Linked DNA regions of Homo sapiens: region 2 is linked to region 1. A link is a loop called in an ENCODE intact Hi-C map of the cell type or tissue named here. Cell type or tissue: A673. All regions are shown on one strand. Each heading gives the region's core, and the rest is flanking DNA. Links, peaks and the distances in the headings are about the cores only. Region 1 overlaps NUDT11 (nudix hydrolase 11). Region 2 has its middle 33 kb from the start of MAGED1.

Region 1 (12,663 bases), core at 1,771-9,770:
TGAGGGTGCCCGGGGTAGGCACCAGCTCAGCTCATATCATCGCTCTCACTGAGCCCCGGGTATGTATAACCGTTGAGGGCCAGGAAATTGACTTCCTCCTGGACACTGGTGTGGCTTTCTCAGTGTTAATCTCCTGTCCTGGACAACTGTCCTTAAGGTCCGTTACCACTGAGGAATCCCGGGACAGCCTGTAACCAAGTATTTCTCCCACCTCCTCAGTTGTAATTGGGAGACTTTGCTCTTTTCACATGCCTTTCTTGTTATGCCTGGATGTCCCACACCCTTATTAGGGAGGGATATATTAGCCAAAGCTGGAGCTATTATCTACATGAATATGGGGAACAAGTTACCCATTTGTTGTCCCCTGCTTGAGGAGGGAATCAACCCTGAAGTCTGGGCATTGGAAGGAACAAACTCCGGACACACCATCTTTAAGAACTGTAACACTCACCGCGAGGGTCCACAGCTTCATTCTTGAAGTTAGCGAGACCAAGAACCCACCGGAAGGAAACAATTCTGGACACAATAAGAGCCCATGTTCTTTGGTACATTTTATATAAACCTAGGAAGCAAGAAGTCCTGAACTGTGTATCGATATTAGCAGTTTATAGATGAGAACATTCCACAATTTTTGGAACATGTTTCCCACACAGCAACCCCTTTTTAATTGGAAATGACCCAGACATCCAATAAGCATCCAAAACAATTCTAAGATTTTAAAGTATACATAAGTCTACTTACAAGCATTTATGTCATTTATATGTACCCAATTTTCCCATTTCTAACAGTTTATTTAGATTACTTCTGAAAATTGAGATATTACACAAAGGTGGTCATTATTTAAAGTTATTTCCCTGTTAACCATTTTAAAGCCTGTAAACATTAGGTGTTTAAGTAAGAACCTTAAACATATGGGCATTTTGTCAATAACTCAGATTTAGAAGTTACCACTGAACTAAAATTAGTCTCTGTCAAAAAAAATATACAAACTCACCACTTTATGGTGAAATTCACACTGCTAAGCTATTCTTTCATGAGATTGGAACTTGTTTACATGGCTAAATTTTGTTTGCCCCAATACATAATCCAGTAAAAGCTGTGAACTTAAATTTTGGTAAAGCACTCCCTGTGGTGGCTTTTTTTTAAAAAGAAACATTTTACCCTTTTCCCCTTCAGTTTCAAGTGAGTTTCCAATGTTTACGTTCTAGTTAGTCCACAAATAATGAGTCCTATCTCAGTACCAGCAGCTTAGTAACAGCAGATTTAAAGCAGGCAGAAAAGAAGAGAAAGATATAGCCTGGCAGGCCTCCACACAGAAGCCAGGTTTTACAAGTGGGGCATGAGAAAGAAAGGAGGGGAAGAAGGTTTTACGAGTGGGGAATGAGAAAGAAAGGAGGTAAAGTGACTGAAAGGAAACTTGGGAGCCTTCCAGCCATCACACAGTGCAGGGTCACTACCCCCACCATTCTCATTTATCTTCCATTAAAGAGAGCCTCAGTACCCCAAGTGGGAGGCTCTCCCAGATAGTCAGAAGGGTGAAACTGGAGGTAGAGAGTAAAGTGATCAGGGCCCATACACAAAGTCATACATTTACACATGGAAACAAACAGCATGCTTCCGAATGAATCACCAATCAAGGGATTGGGTGAGGTCCTGAATCCCCCGCCCCAGTTCCAAATGGCTCCACAGGCAGCTGAGTCCAAGCCCAGCAAATGGTCCTTTGGTGTTGCACATACAAACAAATGTAAATGTATAAAATGATGAAATGGTGTCACTATCAGCCAAGTCTAAATAAAGCAGGGCCCCGCAGCACCCCAAGAGAGGCAGAAGGTGGTCAGGTGCACTCTAACTCACTCACTCAATTCCAGAGTTTGCTGGCTTCTTCAGAGGTCACTTTCTTTGTACCCGTGAAGGATTGAAAGCAGCAGACATCATGCTGGGAGGTGAAAGGGAGGTTCACCAAGAACAAAAGCCTTTCTGGCAGCTGCTGTGAAGTTCCCTAATGGTCCTGTCACGGGTCTGCTAGCCAAGAGCAGCTGGCACTCACAGGCGACCCCACGCCTGACCCAGTGATGAAACCAGGCTGACAGGCTTGGATCGCCTAGGGCACACAGAACTTCCCCATATGGGCCACCAAAACTGTAACCAAAATGCAGGTTCAGTTGCTTGCCACTTGCATAGTCCAATTAACAAGAGCGAGGTCTGGTATAAAGAAAGTGACCTTTTATTCAAAACCTAGCTTAGGGGAAGAAGTACAGACTTCCTTCCTTAAAAGCACCGCTTCACTTTTGGAGCAGAAAGTGCATGCTTTTAAAAGGGGGCCTAGAATAAATGGCATGCAGGGGAGGAAGCAAACAGGTGGGTGTCTGCGTGCTCACTTTGTTGCTTCATCTACCAGGCAGTCGAGTTGGCTTCTTCATGGACAGAACTAGGTTGTAAAGGTGGTTGAAGCTCTCCAGGCGGGAGAGTTTTGTAGCAGGCATACTTTGGGCTGTAAATTGACTGTTGTCCTTTTGGCAGTCTCCTTGTGGGAGAGAGTTCCACACTGGAGCTTCTAAGCACATAGTTAGATGAAATTGCCTTGTAGGAAGTGTCTAGTGAAGTGGAGGTAAAAGGTTATAATTGAATTTCTAAAGGGCTAAGCAGGAAGTGGGGAACAGGGAGAAAAGGAAAAAACAGAAAAGGAGTAACCAAAATAAAAAATAATAACTCATTCTCTTTTTCTTAGAAATATGAAATACTCAGTTACATAACCATCTGGAAGTCCTTAAATGTTGATACTACTCAAAGAGATCTTCACTGTCCTCTCTCTACACTCTCTACTGGATGATCTCATTTATATCCTCTTCACCTACTGCCCATGCACTGATGACTCCAAAATCTACATCTCCGGCTCATTCTTCTTTCCTAGGCTGCACATCAGGGTATCTCCGGCCTTTTGAACATCTCCAAGTTAATGCCCCTTGGGTACCAGAAATTCACATTTATAAAATTAACCTCACATTCTTCTCAGGCCTGCATAGGGGGAAGAAGTACAGGATTCCTGACTTAAAAGTACCGCTTCACTTTTGGAGCAGAAAGTAGGTGCTTTTATATTTTTCCTCTATTAGGTTCCATCTAAGGGAATGGCACACCATCAACTCAGTTGCTCCAGCCAAATATTCTAAAAATATATCCATGATATCCACACCTCTCTCTCAACTCCAACATCCAATTAATCAACTTATACTCCTTTAAATGCCACATATTTACATCTTTTTTTTTTGAGACAAAGCCTTGCTTGGTCACCAAAACTAGAGTGCAGTGACACAATCATAGCTCACTGCAGCCTCAAACTCCTGGGCTTAAGCAATCCTCCTGCCTCAGCCTCCCAAATTGTTGGGATTACAGGCATGAGCCACTGTGCCTGGCTCACATATTTCTTGAATGTATCTACTTCTTTCAACATAGTCAATACCCTAGTTCAGGTCACCATCATTTCTCACCCGGACTATTACCACAGCCTCTTCTTAGCCCTTTAGCAAACAATTTTCTACTCTTCGGATTGAGGTCATGTCTCCTTTCCTCAAATCCCTGAACAAGTCACATCAGACTCTCTATAATCTAGATTTTTCTTACCCCATCAGTTTCATCTCCAGAAGATCCTTTCTTTTCTTTTATACCCTTACACTACATTCTAGACATAATGAACAAGTTCTTGTTCCCCGAAGCACCATATTTTATCTGTCTTCCAGAACCTCACATTTATTCTTCCTTCTCTGTGGAATACCCTTTCACTACTTTTACTGGCTAAATCCTATTTATCCTTTAGATGTCAAATTACATGGCATTTCCTCCAAGAAACTTTTTCTCTTCTTCCTAGCCTCATATAGATTAGTTCCCTGTACTATGAGCTAGCAGAGCCGACTGAATCCCCACTATCATAAAAAATACTTAGTACATTTTGTTGGAATGTATAATGTCTCCTCAATACACTGAGAGTTCCATAAAGACAGGAGCTATTTCTGATTTGCTCAACCCACATACCCTGAGGTAGCAGAATTCTTGGCCTAAAGTTCTGAATAGCTTTATCACAGCTAAAGCACAGTTGTAAGGATGGAGGCACTAGATCAGTGCAAATACTTGACTATTTATCTACCAGGTTAAACCTAGATGGAAAAATACAGCTTAAATAACTCAAAATTTTACTGATTGAAACATGATGAAGGCCCCTTCTTCATATATTAAGTACTAAGATTTAATTCAGAATTAGAAAAAGGTCAATGTAAATAGTCTTGGACAGCAAGTGTTTCTGGGAAAGGTTTCCTTGCTCTAAATCAAATGTAATAGTAAACTTTTAAAAATAGATTTTGTGTATATTTAAGGTATACATGTTATGGGATACATATAGATAGTGAAACAGCTACTATAATGAAGCAAATCAACATATACATCATCTCACAGAGTTGCGCTTTCTTTTCTGTTTTTGTGGCAAGAGCAGCATTTTTTTTTTTTTTTTTTGAGACAGAGTCTTCATCTGTCGCCCAGGCTGGAGTGCCTTGGCTCACTGCAAGCTCCGCCTCCCGGGTTCACGCCATTCTCCTGCCTCAGCCTCCAGAGTAGCTGGGACTACAGGCGCCTGCCACCACGCCCGGCTAATTTTTTCTATTTTTAGTAGAGACGGGGTTTCACCGTGTTAGCCAGGATGGTCTCGATCTCGTGACCTCGTGATCCGTCCTCCTCGGCCTCCCAAAGTGCTGGGATTACAGGCGTGAGTGACCGCGTTCGCCCAAGAGCAGCCATTTTTAATGGCAGAATGGCAACAGCATTCTGCATACCTGGTTATCTAATCCCAACTTTGTTCTGTATTGGAAGCGTGACCTGTATCATTTTACCTAACCTTGCTGAGACTCAATTTTCTCATCTGAAATGGAGCTAACAGAACCTCCCCTGCCCCCATGTGACTTTGAGCTCAAATAATTTATGTGAAAATAGTGTAATAAATTTTTCTTTAAAAATACATTAGGACTGAGCTAACTCCTTAAATGTCCACTAGGGTGCATCATGCCACCACTGGAACCATCTGCTAAGAATGACTTTGCAGTCTACCTACATAGTCTTCTTTTAACACCCAAGAAATGAGGTCTAAGTTTGAGTGAGTAGATAAAAGAAAAATAATTGTTACCAACTCTGCCCTGAGCCCTCTATCCCCTCAGCACTAGCCCCAAAGTCTAAACTCCCAGAGGTCTTGGCCTGCTTCTTCACATTGCTGTGAAGACTTACACAGGTCACAGTGTTAATGGATCTTCTTGGACCGTGGATGGGCTTTTTGGTTCTCCATGTTTACCATCCGGTATAAAGGAGGACCACTGAATTCATTATAAGCTGTTGTCATCATCTTCATCTAAAGAACATGAGCTTTTGAGTAAGATAAAACTGAATTTCCATTCCCAACCCACCACATTCCAGTCTTTTGATTCATTTCACTGATTTCAGGTTTATAGCCTTAATTCTGGGAATAGAAATTTGAGACATCTCAAGTGCTATTTGGAGACTGAGTTGAGGGAACAACTTTCCCCTCTCCTCAGGTATGGGAATATCAGTGTCCATAATTTGAAATTGCAGACTCTCAGTTTTTGGTAGTGGTAGGGGTTGGAGGATGGAGGGATTTCTCTAGGCCATTTGGAGTCAGCGTGGGTCAGAGGACTAGTCTAGCAACAAAACCTACAAAGTGTCTGACCCTTCAAGTATACACTGTGCAGTAGTTGTAAATTGTATTTTTTGTATTACATTTCCCTCACATTATCTGGTAATCTTCAGTAAAATCTCATTAAAAGTCACGGCCTAGTCTCTGATGGTGCTGTAAGAAATTAGGGAAGGGTGTGGGCACATTATGGGGTAAGAAGGTAGAAGAGGGAGAGCAGGATTCCCTTTTGAGTCCAGAGTTATTTACCACTTGGATACCACTGTGCCCAGAGGAGCAGCAACTTCATGAGGGTCAGAGCCTGCAGAGAGGCAGTGATATGGTGGCTTGCTGAGAAGCCAGAGAAGACAAAGACAACTTTCTGGAAAACAGGTAAACTAATAAAAGGCCTACTTTTAGCCAATACACTGCAATTGTATGATTTATTACAAGAGCACCCCCTCTGAATTGATGGCTTGTCCCCAGCCTCAGTGCTTGGTAAGTAAAAAGTCTGTGTGGGAATTAGGAAACAAAAGCAAACACAAAACAGGCCTATTCCACCCTGCACTAAGTCTTGGTGACTAGAGCTTGGTCTAAATTTCAGACCCAAGTTTTCTGCTATGCTTTTTATACTTATGCAAGGCAGAAGCAGTACAAATTCCATTATGGCCCTGCGCATTAGCCTAAAAAATTCTAAGGAATAGCGAGATGCCTGTATGGCATATACTTAACAATAAAAAGATCATGGATTATTTGGAAATATTCTGGATGAGGCACACCTGTGCTATCCTTGTTTGAATTATATATATTTGTAAATAGAAAGACTGGAAATTATATATATTTAAACTTGGTTATCTGTGTAGAGGAATCGTGTGATTTTTTTACATGTAATTATTTAAATTTTTATTTTTAATTTTTTTGAGTACATAGTAGGTATATATATGTATGGGGTATATGGGATATTGATAAAGGCATACAATGTGTAATAATCACATCAGGATAAAAGGTGCATCCATCACCACAAGCATTTATCCTGTGTTACATGCAATCCAATTATACTTTTAGTCATTTTTTAACGTACAATGAAATTATTGACCATAGTCACCCTGTTGTGCTATCAAATACTAGATCTTATTCATTTTTTATTTATTATTTTGGAATTTTAAAAATTTTCTGAAATTGAGATGAATTAATTTTGTAGTCAGAAAAAACAAATTCAGTGCCCTTTTTTAAAAAGGTAAATAGTAGAATGAGTGTCCCAACTGGAACCTAAACTTATGTCCACCACTAGGGTTTAAAGTTTTCCGGTAATGTGTGACATACTGAAGGGGATAAAGTCCTTTGGCATGTAGAACTGGGGGCTTTGCAAGGAAAAATTCACACTAACGGAAGAGCAGTCTGCAAACAAGTTTAGCTCAAGAACAAAAGCTAGGTTTTCGGAGAGGAGGAATCAATCTTTCTGGGCTGTGGATCTGTCTTCTGATCAGCCTTCTGCACTTAAGTCTAGGAGAGAGGGGGCCTACAAGTAAACTCTGAAGAATACTTTTTTCAATTTTTATTATGGAAAATTTCAAACATATACAAAAGTATAGAGAATAGTATAATGAACTCTCAAACATCCATCACACAGCTTCAGCAATTACCAATTTATGGCCAATCTTGTTTCATCTATGTACTCAATTACCCCACACTCAGATGATTTTGAAGCGAATACCAGTAACATATCATTTCACCTGTACATTTTTCAGTATACTTCTCTAAAAGATAATCATTTTTTAAAACAACATAACCACAGTACCATATCACATCTTAAAAAACAATAAATCAAGAAGTTATATTTTTATTTCAAATTATGTAACAACTGGGGACACAATCAATACATTTCACTGGTATCATGAGGAAGAGTGTCACACTAAAATGGAGTCCAAGCTTTTATCGATGCAATTGCTTTATAATATAAAAGAAAAAATCAAACAAACTAGCATATTAGAACCACTTTTGGTAATTTGTAAGGAGCTGAAGACTGCTGATATCACACATCCCATGGCAAACTCCGTAAGATTTCTTCTAAACATCTTTGTTATTTTCTTAAAATTGTTCTGGAGGCAGCTGATGCAAGTCCTCTTTTTTAAAAAAACCTTCACTTTGTGTTCCCCTCTAATAGCAGCCTCTTTCCTAAATGCCTTTTCTAAATGACAACAATTTTGCCCTCTCTCAGCCCTCTGCATTCTCATATGCAGAAACCAGGTAGGATGAGGAGCTAGCTGTGTGTACTGGAAAAGGGATGAAAACTACAGCCAAATGGATCAGTGAGAGAGGCAAAAGAAATCTAGACAAACTAAATGGCATAATTAAGTTTGGAAACTGCCTATGATATAGCCTGTTGGCTCTGGCATCAAATAATACAGTATGTTAAATCTGTAAAATGAGGAAACAGTGTTTCCTCAAAGAGATGTTAAGATGACATGTAAGAAGTGGTTAGGGCAGGCATTGCAAAAAAATGTCTTATATATCATTTTAAAATTTATTTTTATAAAAACTCACAACATTATTTTGCGTCCACTGTATTTATTTTTACAATTACCTTTATAGCAAGTGATAGTTTTTGAATAAAATTTAAGCAAATCATCAACAGTACAAAAACACTAGAGTTGTTACACGAAGGACTGATTCTACAAAACATTACCCTAGGTGATGGCATAATCTTAAAACTGTGCAGCTACTGTGTGGTATGACATAGAAATAGGAGTAATAATTCTTGTCCTCAAACATCTTACAACTGTCTTGAAATATTTCTGAAACACCTGATACACAAAAGCCACACACATGGTGCCTAGATAGCATATACTCTACTAGCACCAGATTGGAAGGGGAATGTTTTGCCACACGGTGATTACAAAATATTAATTGAATCAAAGAACCTTCAGTGATGCCAACCATATTTCAAGTAGTGTCTCAGATGCAGAATATGCAAAGAGTAAGGAAAAATAGTCTTTGCTCTCAAAGACATCATAGTCTAATGAAGGCAGACACATCAAAAAAGCACAACAAAAGGCTATAGGTGCTGAATTAAGAGTCTATTCACGTATAAGAGTACAACAACCAGAGCAAGAGTCAGTGGTATAGACAGGGAAGGAGTGTCCCAAGATGCAGGAAGAAACCAGATGAGCTGTCTTCTTGGGAACACAGAAGTGCTCACCTGTACTTGACAATTCCACTGATCACTGGGTTCACATCAATGTTTCTTTCAGCACAATACTGAACATCTTTGCTGTTCATCTGGAAAAACAAACCAACACACAATTAGCAGGCTTATGTTAATAATTCCTCCAACTGACAAATGTACCAAGAGCTTATTATGTACATCAATCACTTTGCATCAAGCACTTCACTTCCACAGAATTATCTAATGCAGATGCAATCAATGAGTCTGGATCAGCAACTGAGGGGTTATAAGCCAATGTATACCATGATGTAAAAAAGTCAGGAAAGCAGCGATATCAGAAGTTTTGTAAAAGAGGAGTGACCATTTAAGACATAAAATATCCTAAATTCCATGTTACAGACTCTAGACTCATGGAAATAATTCAGGCTGATTCCCACCCACGAAAGAGTTTTCAGTCCAGTGACCACATGGCCAAGAAAACAGATTAAGTACAATAAACTCTGCGAACCATGACACAGAAGAGGGTTTCTTAACCCAGGTGGTCAGGAAAGGCTTCTCATTGGAGATGTTTGTAAAGTGTCTATTTTTACTATCTCCAACAACAGATTTTTTTTTTAAACTGAGCGTCAGATAGTTAGATAACTTGGCTTAAGTTTCAGTGAGGAAGAACTGGAACTAGATCTGTCTGACTTCAAACCCCCAATGTAGTTTCTATCACATCATGCGCTCACTCTTTTTTTTTTTTTTTGAGACGTAGTCTCACTCTGTCGCCCAGGCTGGAGTGATCTTGGCTCACTGCAACCTCTGCCTCCTGGTTTCACGAGATTGTCCTGCTTCAACCTCCCAAATAGAAGGTATTACAGGCACGTGCCACCATGCCTGGCTGATTTTTGTAGTTTTACTTCATTAATAATTAGAAGTAGAGTTGGGGTTTCGCCATATTGGCCAGGCTGGTCTCCAACTCCTGACCTCAAGTGATCTGCCCACCTCGACCTCCCAAAGTACTGGGATTACAGGTGTGAGCCACCATGCCCAGCCCATGCTCTCTTATTCTTATAAAAGTGTTATGTTTTAGCACAGTCAGCATAGTAACTTCCACTTCTTATAGTGCTGTTTGCCCAAACATATTTAAAATCTGCTAAATACCATTAGTATTAATAGCTATCTTATCAAGAGACCACTACCAGGAAAATATTGTTTAAAGTCTTTCAGAGAGTACCTGGTGGCTCCCCCACAAGGGAATTCTAGAGGTGAAAGCTCTGCCAGGCAAATACACATTTTCTAACTGTAAACAAATTGGCATTCTTATACTAACCTTCTGAAATGAAATCACAGAAAGAATTTAAAACCTTTACATCAATTGTTGCAAATGAATCTATGCAAATAAAGCAACAAAATTATTTTCGAGTTTCTTCCCTTTAGTTTGTTTCTTTAAAGTGTAGTCAACAGATTTTGTATCTAAACACACACATACTTCTTGAGAAAAACTGTATATATTATAGACACAGCACCAATTGTTTCCAGTATATGCATCTATATTAATGTTTCCTCTTTATATATTCACAAGAATAAAACACTTGACCAGCTGAAAATGTAAGCTATTTATAAAACATGCAGAAAATAAATCTGATTCATGTCTGCAAACCTCAATTGTCTGTGTACTCTTTTTCCTTTCTTTATCAAGACAGGGCTGTAAAATTTAGGTGTACATTTTTCTGCTATCACAAAAGAAATAATGTACAAGTGAACTCTACTACTCTTAGAAGGAAAAAAATCTCAACTATACATCAAATTTTGGAGCACTGAAGTGGCAGAAATTTTCTATATACTACCTCTGTTCTAAAGAAATGTGGTGCCACTGTTCCGAAAACAAATCTTATAACACATTTAAGTATAGGTAAACAAAGTACAAATCTCAGTTTTTCAAAACATTTTCTGTACTAATGCTTTTAACTTGAAACTCTTGACTTAGTTTTGAAGAGAAAAAAAGAATCTCCTTGGCGCTCTTAACTATTCTGATGAGACTAAGTTCCAGAGAATATTTTACAAAAACTACTTAATTTAACAGTACGCCTTGAAAAGTAACACTACATATTCTAAGTGTTTCTGGAAAAAAAAAAAGAAAAGGAAAAACCACGACATATTTATAAGCTAACAATTCTTAAGAGAGGGTTACTATGAATGCTGTACATTAATTTTTACTTTGTCAGATACATAACTTAAGAACCAAATAAGATGATGCATAATTACTTCTAATGATAGAAAGTACGAGTTAAGTCTCCAAAGTAATCGTGACAGTGTTTCATGTGGAACACATTTCATCTACAAAAATATCCATAAAATACAATCTAGTATACCTCCTAGGTCAATATTAATGTAGAAACAAGAACCTTCTGTAATAATTAGGTTATTGAGGAAAATCTTAAGATCCATTTTAGACTGAATAATTAAGTCAAATTGTTTGGAATTTAAAATATGTGCTTCATGATGATGAAATAATCTGTACAACAAATAACCATGACATAAGTTTACCTGCGGAACAAATCTGCACTTGTACCCCTGGAATTAAAAGTTACAAAATATTTTTTAAAATATGTGGTTCAAATATATATATTCAACATGTATCACTTTGTTAAGAGAAAAATAGAAAAATACTCCGTATTTGATCAGACCATGTAATTCAGATAATAAAACTGTTGTAAGTTTTAAAAAGCCACAATTTCTAGTTTACTCTTTCCTTTGATAGCATTAGTGCAGAAAATATTTTGAGAAACAGATTTGTACTTTGTTTACCTATACTTAAATGTGTTGTTGTAATATTTCTTTTCAAAACAGTGGCACCATATTTCTTTAGAAAGTGCAACGGCACTCACTGTTTAGCAGCATAAAAAATATTATTTGTGAAATTACAATGTACTCCAAATAGAGAAAAATATTTCAGTGTTTTGAAGGGTAAAATACAAAAAGCACACAAGGGGGCAGCAAAAAAAAAAAACAGCAGAGACGGTTTCAAAAGGAACTTTTCTATGGTATTAAAAGACAGGAGAGCAAAATAATGAGTAGGAGGTTTTTGGATTACAGGCAACGTTAAGTTCTTGATGTAGATGCTGGTCACCTGCACCTAGAATAGGGTGTCCTGTGAGACAAAACAATTATTCTCTATCGTTAAGAGAGATTGTTCAGGAATCCTAATAGTTTGACAATTCTGTACCAGCTGAACATCACTAGAGCTAACTCAGTTGGGATGTAATCACCATAAAAGATTCCATTCCTGTGGTTACTGGGAGTCAGGGAGGTTTAAGCGGAATGTCACTACATTCAAATATGGGAGGGAGACCACTTTCAAAAACGAACTTAAATCCAGAGAACCATGGTTCTTCTATGGTATCCAGTAAGGGGCAATGGGAGTTGGAAGTTGAGTATGGGAAATCAAATTCTGTGAATACGGTTTTTCTGATAAGATGTGTTTGGCTAGCAGATCCTCCGCAGCATCTATTCAATAAGGTTAATCTACATGGGAAATAGCCATTTGAAGTCAGCAGTGAAAAATTACCACTTGTGAAAATTTTTTGAAAACCAAATGATCTACATATAGAAACAGAAAAAGAAATTTCTGAAAGGGGCAAATGAGATCCCATTTCAGAAGCTAAAGTGACTGTAGAGTGCAGAAAGAGCACAACATGTAGGATTTCCCAATTTTTAAAAAAATTCAAAACTGATCTTTTAAACCAACTCCCACCACAGAAGGCCTCCCTGACAACAAGGGCGAACGCTGTGAAGGAGAAAACTAAAGGGGAAAAAGAATACTAAAAGATGCCACACAACCAAGCTGGTC
Region 2 (12,663 bases), core at 2,584-10,583, 370 kb after region 1:
TGAATTCAGGGACATTCAGTATCCAACTGTAACCATAAAGTTTGATTTCCTTTTCAACTGCAGTATTTTCCTCAAAAGACCTAGATGAATTCCCTGCTGAATTTGGAAAGAGCTAAGGACAAAGTGACCCGGGAAGCAATCCTTTTAGATGAAAGGAGGAGGGAGAATGATACAAGTAGGGGTTAGAGAACTTACAGTTTAGTTGTATAGTGGTGGGATAGTTGAAGATTTTGGATTGGTGAATGCCCACAAGGCACCTTGTCATGGTGACAAATACAGGAGCTTTGGAGCCAGACCCACTTCAGCTGAATATCAGTTCACCTACATATTAACTCTAAAATGTTGGGCAAGTCAGCTTCCCTCTCTTGACCATCAGTTTCTTCATCCACAAACTTGGAATAATAATAGCAAACTTTCAAGGTTTCCGTGTGAAATACCAATGATGTATTTCAGTGAAGTGTTTGTGTTTGGTGCATGCTTACTAAATGGTTGTGGTAGTTATTATTATTGTTGTCCCCCTCAAACTTTTCATCTGGTGGGTGCCCTAAGACCAGGCAGGAGAGTTCATTTTTCATTTGTGTGTATGCCCAGTTACTCCTCTCTCCTCTGTTGCATCATCTTCTTCAGTCTCCTGAAGATCTCTTACCGTCTACGTTCTTCCCAATCCTTGCTTTCCTCTCCTAGTTCTACACAGTCAACACCTCCTTTGTTCAGATAATCTTCCCATTTCCCTACTCAATTTAATCTCTTTTCATTGCCTCTGCATTGTCCTCCAGATAAACCAGTCATCCTCATATCACTTTGTTTCTTCATGTCCCTCTCTCCCTGATTTGGGAGGCCACCCCAAAGTGAGACATATCACTGGGTCTCAGCAGGCCTTAATTTCTCAGCTGATTCTCTGTCTTATTTTGTCAGCTTCTTTTCATTAAGTAAAAGTTATGTTTTTCTGTGTATTATTTTTTAAGCTGTTTAGTTATGGATATCTTCCTTTTTTACGTATTTTACATTATAAAAGTAGAGACATGCTCATTTTGAAGATTTTAGAGAACAACAAAACTTTATTAGGAAGGAAATAAAAGTGACCCACAGTTTTATTAACTAGAGATAAATACTATTCAGTAATTGATATATTTCTTTTCAGTATATACAGTTTTGTATCATTTGCTAGGACTGTGTACCACAGTCTGGGTGGCTTAAACAATAGAAATTTATTTTTTCCCAATTCTGGAGGCTAGACGTCTGAGATCAAGGTGCTGGCAGGGTTGGTTTCTTCTCAGGCCTCTCTCCTTGGCATGTAGATGGCCGTCTTCTCCTTCCTGTGTCCTCACATGGTTTTCCTTCTCTGTATATCTCTGTCTTTATCTCCTCTTCTTTTTATTTTATTTTTGCAATTCTCCTGCCTCAGTCTCCTGAGTAGCTGGGATTGCAGGTGCCCACCACCATGCCCGGCTAATTTTTGTGTTTTTAGTAGAGACGGGTTTTCACCATGTTGGCCAGGCTGGTCTCAAACTCCTGACCTCAAATGATCTGCCCGCCTCGGCCTCCCAAAGTGCTAGGATTACAGGCATGAGCCCCCGCACCGGGCTTATCTCCTCTTCTTATAAGGACACCAGGCATGTTGGATTAGAACTCTAATGATGTCATTTTAATTTAACTACCTAACTAGACACTAATGATGTCATTTTTAATTTAACTACCTTTTTAAAGATCTTGTCTCCAGTGTAGTCACGTTCTGAGGTACTAGGGGTTGGGACTTCACCGTATGAATTTTGAGGGGACACAGTTCAGCCCATAACACCTGCTTTCTTCTCTAAAAGTTATCTTTTAAGAATTCCCACTTGTCGATAACAATTCTTTGACAATAGTTCTGATGACTACATAATATCCCATCATTAAAATATACCACAATTTACTTAATCAATTTCATATTCTTGGACCTTTCAGGTGTTTTCATTTTTTCACTAATATAAATGCTTCCATAAGTAGTTTTGTACATGGATGTTTGGATATCTGACTATTTGTTTGGAATAGATTGCTTGAAGAGTGATTATTGGGTCAAAAGGTATGACTATTCTCTGGTTTTTAATTACATACTGCAAAATTGTTTTCCAGAAAATTGTACTAATTTACATTCATACCAGGAAGGAGAATAGTCAGTTAGGCATTCATATAAGCTGCTGGTGGGAATGAGAAAGGAAAAATAAACTCTCATGGTTGTTTCACTTTACATTAATTGATGACTAACAAAATGGAATATTTCATGTATTTATTAATCTGTTTGCATTTCCTTTTTTGTGAACTGTTACTCATGTTCTTTGCCCATTTATGTATGTGAGTCTATCATTTTAGGTGATAAGATTATGATTTAGAGTGAGTTCTACTCTAAAGAGGGAAATTTCAGAAAAAGTGAAATTCCAAAGAATGTTATGGATCCAGAATCCAAGGACTATTGGTCTGAGTCTCTTCTTTGGAGAAGACTTGGCATGTGATGACATATAGGTAAAGGAATGGCTGCAGGAAAGCTTGGCAGGGAAGAGTTGAATGTATTCCTTACGCAGGGAAATTTGTTACAGGCACAGTACTGCCACTTATACTACTGAAGAGAAAGGCTGTGAGTGAATTAACTGAGGAAAGGCAAGCTAGATGCATATTATATATGGGAATCTTCTAGGAAAAAAAGCACAGAGATATGATTCACATGACCATAACTCTTGCAAAGGTTTTAGAATTTGTGAGACACTGGGGAGGTTCTCATGGGGAAAAGTCTTATGTATGTGATTAATGTCAAAAAGCCCTTTGTCAGTGTTCAAGGGAGGTACCTCAGAGTACTCATGATAAAGAGAAACCCTATGAATGCTGTGAATGTAGTGAATATAAAGAAATTTTTAATCATGATGCCAGTCTTACTTACCATCTGAGGACTCACACCTGAGAATTCATTGATTTGTTATGGCCATAAGAATGTGGAAAGGCAGGACATGATTCTCTTTCAACACCAGAAATTTCATAGGGTAGAAAAACTTTCCCAATGCTGGACAAATTGCAGTGGGTGATGAAGCTTTTTGAATCATGCAAAAGTTTATACTGGACAGAATCCCTATGAGTGTACTGACTGTGGGAAAGGCCTCAAGACAAACTCAGACTGTTTTTTTTAACATGAGAGAATTCATAGTGGAGAACAACCCTATGCTCATAATGCATGTGGAAAGGCTTTCAGATCCAGCTCAGACTTTACTAAACATGAGAGAATTCATAGTGGAAAGTAACCTTATGCAATGATGAATGTGGGAAAGGGTATCTGGAGATAACAGACCTTCAAAAACATTAGAAAATTTATAGCGGAGATGGAAAGAGATCCTTTCAGTGTAATGAATATGGAAATGTTTTTAATCTAGAGCTCAAATTTTATTTGTCATCAAAGATAATCTTTTACAATGAATATACAAAAACCTCCAAACAGAAATCAATCCTTGTTCATCATCTGCAGATTCATAGTGGACAGACACTCTGTACCTGTAATGAATAAGCCTTCAATTAGAGGCTAAGTCTTATTCATTATCAGAGGATTCATAAAGGCATCACCTTCTATGTACGTAAAAAATTATGGGTATGCTTTCAGCAGGATATCAGCCTTATTTGATATTGGCAAGTCTATAGCGAGTTCGCTTAAATGCAGTGAGTGTGGAAAGGCCTTCAATCTGAAGTTTAATCTTACTCAGCATCAGAAAATACAGAGTGGCAGGAATCTTATTAATGTAATGTGTGTGGGAAAGTCTTTATGAGAAAATCACGTCTTGGTAAAAATGAAAAAAAGATTCTTTGTAAAAGTTAAAATAGTTACCACATAATTACACGCCTGCCAGTGTGCCAAGCACTACAAGAACTTTACATTGTTTAATCATTTTTTTACAATAATCATACAATGTAGAAATCCTCGTTGTTTTACACACACATGAAGAAACCAAAGAAATGAGGTGGAAAAACTTCCCCAAGATCACATACTAGTCACTGGAAGAGCCAGGGTTTGAGTCCTAGAGAGTTTAATTGTTCTGGGTTTATAGTGGCAATATGTAAATCTTCAAGGATGTGTTAGTCTTTATTCATTATTAAGAAATTCCTTCAGAAATCAGGATTCACTCTTCAGTGAGTATTGGGAGCCTTCAGTCAGTTTTGGAATTAGAGACTCTACATTGGGTTCTATCAAATTTAGTAAGGACTATAAAGACTTTATCATATTTATATTATCCCTTTGAATAGGGATTACTTCCAATCTTGAAAGATTTCATTAATAACAAAATTCTGTTCTCAAATGCTCACCCTAACCACTTTCTGTGGTGTAGACAACGTGGAGTGGGATGGAAAGCACAGGCTCTGGGATTGGCCAGGATAGCTTCACCATCAGGAACAAGGTAGAGTTACCCAGTTCTTAAAAAGATTGAGTAGGAATGGAGAGGACAGATGTGGTGAGAGCTTCAGGAACAGAGTCAGGTCATTCTAGGAATTATAACCAAACAAGCCAAAATAAAGTAGAATTCAGCCTATAAGGAAGTGGAGAAGCTAGGGTATGTGGCATGATTTTCTCCCCAGATGGATTTAGCTATAGGTTGCTTGTGTATCACCCAGTATTCAGAGGAACTTGAATTTGAAATTGCTTCAGGAATATGCAGTACTCTAGCACTGAGTCAAAAATAAGCGTGACTTTCAGAAACTCAAGGTATAAGAAATATTAATAAATTGATTTTCTACCTTCTCACTTCAAGGAGGCAGTGTGCTACACCAGAAAGTATTCAGGATCTACCTTCAGGTATAACTGGGTTTATTTGCCAGCTTAACCACCTTCTAGCTGTGTGACTTTAGTTATATTAATAAATCTCTTTGAGTCTCACCTTGCTCATTTTTTTTTTAGGTCAGGATATAATACTGTACCAAGTTGTAAGGATTCTAGATAAAGGGTATAAAGTGTCTAGTATGGCGCCTGGCATGTAGTACATACCTAATAAATATGTTATTGAAATATATTATTGTTGGTTCTGCAAGGATCTTAACACTCTATAATAGACCTCTCCAACCCCAGTTGGGGAATGAATGTGTTACACTTGTGTTGTGATAGTATTAATCACTTTAGATTATGGGGCTTCTGCTGGCTTATATGGTACCTTTGTGTGAATTGTAAAATAATACCTCTTCCTCAAAAGACTTTCTTACCACTTGCTAGAAAATTGTCATAATAAACACAGATATCTTTGATGGTCATAATGTGAATGGTATTCTGCAGAATCATGCGGCCCACAATTTGCAAAACCTGAAGTTGGTAGGCTGAATAAATGGCCCCCCAAAACTGTCTGCATTTTAATCTCTAGAACCTGTGAATATATATTACCTGAAATGGTAAAAGGGACTTCGGCAGATGTGATCAAATTAAGGATTTTGAGATGCAGGGATAATACTGGATTATTAGGGTGGGCCCAATGTAATCACAAGGATCCTTATAAGAGAGAGGCAGGAGGACCAGACTTATAGAGAGAGAATGTGAGGACTAAAGGAGAGGTCAGAGAGGGAAGAAGATGCTATGCTGCTGGCTTTGAATTTGGAGAAAGGAGCCATGAACAAAGAACTGCCTGGGAGGCAGAGGTTGCAGTGAGCTGAGATCATGCAACTGCACTCCAACCTGGGCAACAGAGTGAGATTCTGTCTCAAAAAAGAAAGAAAGAAAGAAAGATCCTGTGGGTAGGAGTGTGATGGATAGCCGGGTGCATTGGCTCACATCTGTAATCCCAGCACTTTGGAAGGCCGAGGCGGGCAGATCATTTGAGGTCAGGAGTTCCAGACCATCCTGGCCAACACTGTGAAACCCTGTCTCTACTACAAATACAAAATTAGCCAGGCATGGTGGTGCACATCTGTAGTCCCAGCTACTTGGGAGGCTGAGGCAGGAGAATCGCTTGAACCTGGGAGGGGGAGGTTGCAGTGAGCTGAGATCACGCCACTGCACTCCAGCCTGAGTGACAGAGTGAGACTCCGTCTCAAAAAGAAAAGAAAAAAAGGAGTGTGATGGATAGATTGGAAAAGAGAACTGGGTGCAGGGAGACCAGTTAGGAGGCTATTTATAAAGTAGATACTGAAATCTGGGTTAAGGCAGTGGGAATGAAATGAGAATACCATATATGCAATAAATTTGGAACTTGGTCACTGACTAGATATAGGGGGACTGACGGAGAAGAAGGAATCAAGGATGATGCCCAGTTGTCTTTCTGCCTTGGATGGTTAACAAGTTGCAAAAACCATTCATGGAGAACTCAGAATAAGGAGCAGGTTTGTGGGGAAAGAATGACCTTTGCAGTGTCCAAGAGGAATTATTCAGTAGGTAGTCCGGAATTCATTCTGCTGCTGTGAAGCAAGTAGGGTTACAGATAGAAATCAGATAGAAATTTGGTAGTCATCAAATACAGAAGTGGTGGTTTTAATTGAAGTATCAATGAGATTGCCCCGGGAGAGGGTGGTGTGGAGTGAGAAAAAAAAAAGACCCAAGGCAGAATCTCAGAAACCTAGGCATTTTGAGGGAAGACAAAGCTGAGAATCAGCAGAAGAAAGGTAGGAGGGGGACCAGAGGAGATACAGCATTCTTGTTCTGCCCTCTTGTGGCAAGCTGAGTGTGTCCCAGCATAAATCTTCCCTCTCTTGTCTTCAGTCTTCCAGGTCTCTGACTCATAATTCCATTCCCACCCTACCTGGGAGAATGGAGCTGCCAGGTCTTCTCATGGTCATTTCTCAAATGTAAAGCTCCTCTTCGATTATTTCTACAATTCAAGAGCAATTTGGACCCCACCCCCATGTTGCAAAAGAATAAAAAGCAAACAGTGGGGCGGGGCTTCAGTTTCCACATTTATATGCTCCACCATCTTTTGATCTATTCTATTGGCCTCATTAATTTTAGTACATCTCAACTCTCATCATATCCCTTCGCTCCCTTTATAATTAAAAGACATTTTATTTTGAATTTTTTTATTATAGTAAATATACTGTATATTATAGCAAGACCTATGTATGGCTTAAAAAAGAAATAACAAAAAATAGCAGTATTAGCTTCACTTTTTTTCACCACCAGACTTGAACACTTGAAGGCTAGAATGCAAATTAGCCAACTTTGAAATCTACTTCTTTTGGTTTTTATCTAAATACCATTATTTCATGAGTTACCTATTTCAGATATTAGCTGTTGACTTCCCATTATGGTAGATGAAGATTTAATTCACTTTTTCTCCCTCAATTACCTTCTCTATTCTTTTAGTATAGCTATAGCATACTTTCTGGTTAATGATGTTTATACTATTGTGATTGTGCAAACATTGTTCACTAAAGAGACAGGTAGTGAATTGTGTCTATGTTTCTGTTTTGAACACATTTGTATCATTTCTAGAGTTATAATTCCCTTTTATCTGTGTATTTTTATATATTTATATTTGAGGCAGAGTCTTGCCCTGTCACCCAGGCTATAGTGCAATAGTGCGATCTTGGCTCACTGCAACCTCTGCCTCCTGGGTTCAAGCAATTTTCCTGCCTCAGCCTCCAGGCAGCTGGGATTACAGGCGCCCACCATATCTGGCTAATTTTTTTGTATTTTTAGTAGAGATGGGGGTTCACCATGTTGGCCAGGCTGGTTTCGAACTCCTGACCTCAAGTGATCTGCTCGCCTTGGCCTCCCAAAATATCCTTATTTTTTCTGTTAGCTCTATCATATGTCTATTTTTGTGTAACTGCTAAAAAACGTCAGAGTATTCAGAATATTTATTTTCTAGAAATCCCCTTTGTAGAGCCTTCTCTCTTGATCCAGTCTGGGCTGTTTTCAATCCTGAAAGCTTTTGGGATTTCCACTTTATCCCTAATATTCTAAACTTTCATGATGATGTGTGGATATTTGTATATCTGTTGTCCTAGATACCTGGTAGGTAGACTCTTTCAGTTTGTATGTTTTTGTACTTGGACTCTGGAAAGTTTTATTATTTCTTGGATACTTTGTGAGCTCCATAAGGACACATTTTTATCTATTTTATTTATTTCTGTTTTTCCAGTGCCTAAAATAGTGCCTGATACATGATAGACATTTATTTGTTGAATGAATTACTATTTACATTTAAAATAATAAAAATGAAATAATGCCTCCAGACCCACCGACCAGGACAAGAAATAGAACATTATCAGTACTTTAGTGCCCTATCCAATCACACCTTCCTGTCCGCCTCCACCTAGAGATAATACTACCCTGATTTTTGTATTAACAATTTCTTTGGTTTTCGTATATTTTTATCACTTGTATATATGTTTTTAAACAACATATTGTTTAGTTTTGAAAAAATGGAAAAGCGAACACAAACCTAGTTGTACGAGAAAAGGGTACTGTTGCCCCTGTTAGATAGTCTCCCAGGAAAACAGAGGTTCTGCGTCAAAAACTGATTTTAGCTTCTCTGAGAACTGTAAAGCCATTTCTGGGATAATTAGTGAATGAGGTCATGAAATTTACTGTTACTGATGAAAGTCCTATCTGTCTAATTTAATTTTTCTATTGCAGGTGACATTTTCTCTCTTTTCAGCTCTCAGAGTTATAGTTGACAAAAATTATACGTATTCAAGGTGTATACATATTCAAAGTGATATTTTGATATAAATATACATTGGGAAATGATTTCTACAGTCAAGCTAATTAACATATCCATCAACTCACAGTTACCTTTTTTGTGGGAATACTTAAGATCTACTCTCTTAATGAATTTCAAGTATGTAATACATTATTACTAACTATATTCACCATGCTGTACATTAGATCTCCAGAACTTACTCATCTTACAACCACAAGTTTGTATCCTTTGACCATCTCTCCACTTCCCCCACACACTGGCTGACCTTGGGTAACCACCCATCCACTCTCTGTTTCTATGAGTTCAACTTTTTAAAGATTCAGCATATAAGTGAGATGATGCAGTATTTGTCTTTCCGTGTTTGGCTTATATCACTTAGCATAGTGTCCTCCAGGTTCATCTGTGTTGTTGCAAATGGCAGGATTTCCTTTATCAAGGGTGAACAATATTCCATTGTGTGTGTGTATGTATGTGTGTGTGTGTATACACACAATTTCTTAATGCATCTGTTGCAGACACTTAGATTGTTTTCATATTGTAACTATTGCTAAAAATGCAGCAATGAACAGGGGAGTTCAGATGCTTCTTTAAGATAGTGATTTTATCTCCTTTGGATATACACCCAGAAGTGGAATTGCTGGATCATATGTTCAATTCTTAATTTTGGGGGGGAACCTCCATACTGTTTCTGCTAGTGACTGTACCACTTTATACTCTCACCAACAATGTATAAAGGTTCACTTTTTGCCACTTTTTGCCAACACTTGTTATCATTTGACTTTTTGATAATAACTATCATAACAAGTGTGAGATGTTATCTCATTGTGGTTTTAATTTGCATTTCCTTGAAGATTAGAAATGTTTAACACTTTCAATATACCTGTTGGGCATTTGTATGTCTTCCTTGGAAAAAATGTCTATTCAGGTCCTTTGCCCATTTTTAAATTGGGTTATTTGTGTGTGTTTTTTTTTAACTACTGAGTTAACTATGTGAGTTCCTTATATATTTTGTATATTAACCCCTTATCAGATATATGGTTTGTGTATATTTTCTCCTAATCTGTGGGTTGCCTTTTCATTTTGTTGATTGTTTCCCTTGCTGTGTAGAAACTTTGTAGTTTGATGTAGTCCCACTTGTTTATGTTTGCTTTTGTTACCTGCCTTTTTGGTGTAATAACAAAAAAATCATTGTCATGTTCAATGTGAAGGACCTTTTCCGATGTTTTCTTCTAGAAGTTGTATGTTTTAGGACTTGCATTTAAATCTCTAATCCAATTTCCAATTTGAGTTGAGGGGTGTGAGAGAGAGAGAGAGAGAGTGTGTGTGTGTGTGTGTGTGTGTGTAAGATAATGATCCAATTTCATTTTTTTCTGCAATGGACATTCAGTTTTTCCAACACCATTTGTTGAAGAAACTATCCTTTCCACATTATGTATTCTTGATGCCTTTGTCAAAGATTAGTTGACTGTATATGCATGGATTTGTTTCTGGGCTATTTTATTTATTTGTCTATGTGTCTGTTTTTATGCCAGTACCATGTTGTTTTGATTACTATAGCTTTGTAACGTAATGTGAAATCAGGAAGTATGATGCCTCTGACTTTGTTCTTCTTATTCAAGATTGCTTTTAGTTATTAATAGGGGTTTTATTGAATCTGCAGATTGCTTTAGTTAGTACGGACATTTTGACAATATTGATTCTTCCAATCCATGAACACAGAATACTTTTCAATTTATTTGTGTCTTTTTCAATTTCTTCCATTATTGTTTTGTAGTTTTCAGTGTACAGATCTTTTACCTCCTTGGTTAAATTTATTCCTAAGTATTTTATTGGTTTTGATGTTATTATAAATGGGATTATTTTCTTAATTTCCCTTTTGGATTATTTATTGTTAGTACATAGAAATATTATTGATTTTTCTATGCTGATAGTATATTATGTAACTTAATTCATTTATTAGTTCTAATAGTTTGTTTTATGGAGTCCTTAGGTTTTTCTGTATATACGATTATGTCATCTGCAAACAGATATAATTTCACTTCTTCCTTTCCAATTTGGATGCATTTTATTTCCTTTTCTTGACTAATTGCTCTGGTTAGGGCCTCCAGTACTATGATGAATAGAAATGGTGAGAGTGGGCATCCTTGTCTTGTTCATGATCTTAGAGGAAAAGCTTACAACTTTTCAACATTGAGTATGTTGTTAGCCATGGGCTTGTGATATACGGCCTTTACTGCCTTTGGGTACATTCCTCTTATACCTAATTTGTTGAGAGTTTTTATCATTGAAGATTTCTAAATTTTGTTTCTCTTTCTCTTTAAGATTGTAATTTTTTTTCTTGTTTCCTTGAATTCAAGAATTTAATCAGGGTATCCTGAGTATATCTTAGAATGTAAGCTCCACAAAGACAGGGATTTTTGTCTGTTTTGTTCACTGATATATCCCAAGTGCCTAGAATAATGCTGGCTATGTAATAAGTCCTCATTAGATGAGTTGATTAAATTAATGTATGAATGCATAAATTGATGAATGGATGGATGAACAGGTACTCAATCTTGTCTGGAATTCAGGTAGCCCTTTCTTTAGCTCAGGGAAATTTTCTTCTATCATTTAGTTAAATATTGCCTTTCTTCCTTCTATTTCTTTTCTCCTTTAACTCCCCATCCATCTCCCATATTCACATTTTAGGTTCATTGACACTATCCTCTAGATACCTTGTCTTGTATCTCATTGTATCTATTGCTTTTTGGGTTTTTTTGCTCAGTGCCTTGATATAAATCTTGCACTTAATTTTCTAGTCAAGTAATTCAGGGCTCATCATTGACATCATTTTTCATTTTATTGTTTAATTGGAATTTGATACAGTTTGGATTTGTGTCCCCACCTAAATCTCATGTTGAATTGTGATCCCTAATTTGGGAGAGAGGCCTGGTGGGAGGTAATTGGATCAAGAGGGCAGATTTCCCCCTTGCTGTTCTCATGATAGTGAGTTCTCACGAGATCTGGTTGTTTAAAAGTGTGTAGCACCTCCACCCTTCTCTCTCTTCCTCCTGCTCTGGCCATGTAAGATGTGCCTGCTTCACTTTCACCTTCTGCCATGATTGTGAGTTTCCTGAGGCCTCCCCAGCCAAGCTTCCTATACAGCCTGTGGAACCATAAACTAATTAAACCTCTTTTCTTTATAAATTATGCAGTCTCAGGAATTTCCTTATAGCAGTGTGAGAACAGACTAATATAGAATTTGTTTTTAAAGCTTTGAGCTCTAGAAAGTTTTTGTGTGTATATGCTGCATTTTCCTCAGGTGTTCTTATTACTTTTTAGTCAGTTTTTACATATCTTGTCTAATAGCTTTGTTTTATTTCTCTCTGACTGCTGAAACTTTTTAATGTTTGTTTTTATGAATGATCACTTTGTGGGCCTTGATGTAGATTGGAATGTATTTGAGTCAGTACTGCTAGAATATCAACTATGTGCAGATATGAATGGTGTTACTATGGAAACGAGGTCACATGTGAGTTCTGATCTTCACACTGCCTTATTTCCAGCGAAAAGTTGCCATTTCTTTAGAACACTGATTGTCCCCGGATAAAACTGTGAACATTCCAATATTTAGGCCTAGTCACCTTGGACACAAATTGCACTCTGAAATATTGTTCTTTCACTGAGAGCAGACAAGCACAGTATTTAAGTTTATATGCAAGGTCTCAAAAGCTAACACAAAGCTAGCTAGCAAAAAGAAAAAAGAAAGAGCTAAAATGACTGTTAGATGTAATTCTACATAACCTGTTTTTAACAAGAGCATTCTATAAGACTAAATTCTAAATTTTTTCATCAAAGGGTGTTTTTCTACTCCTGATTAATTTTCACCTACTGTACCATGGTAACTCTACCCATTCAGAATTTGAATTCCTAGTTCAGGGAAAGGAGGAATCTGGGGTAGTGGCAATGCAATATCCTTGTTTAGACTTGATGTTAATTTGTATCAGTGTTTGCTGGTAATGCTAATCAAAAACAAACTCCACCTAGAAAC

Evidence for each region. Hi-C counts contacts between places; a loop is a spot of excess contacts. Peaks named below come from ENCODE experiments on the same cell type or tissue, not always from the same donor. Only the 100,000 strongest peaks of a DNase experiment are listed, where the experiment ranks them.
Region 2: it touches region 1 in a loop (13-fold over the local background); 9 of 110 quality-filtered maps call a loop at or near these places.

The regions. Positions count from the first base shown.
Region 1 is chrX:51,482,809-51,495,471 of GRCh38, forward strand. NUDT11 (nudix hydrolase 11) reads right to left here. Exons shown (of 2, transcript NM_018159.4): 2 at 7,203-8,941. The coding sequence ends at 8,941. Among named protein-coding and RNA genes, the nearest start is that of NUDT11, 7.5 kb to the right of the region's middle. In A673, for the core only: a CTCF peak has its summit at 5,027; a DNase peak (open chromatin) is centred at 5,053; H3K27ac peaks cover 598 bases.
Region 2 is chrX:51,854,240-51,866,902 of GRCh38, forward strand. It overlaps a transcript of MAGED1 not described here and the pseudogene LOC100631242. Among named protein-coding and RNA genes, the nearest start is that of MAGED1, 33 kb to the right of the region's middle. In A673, for the core only: a CTCF peak has its summit at 6,646 (motif pointing left); a DNase peak (open chromatin) is centred at 6,632.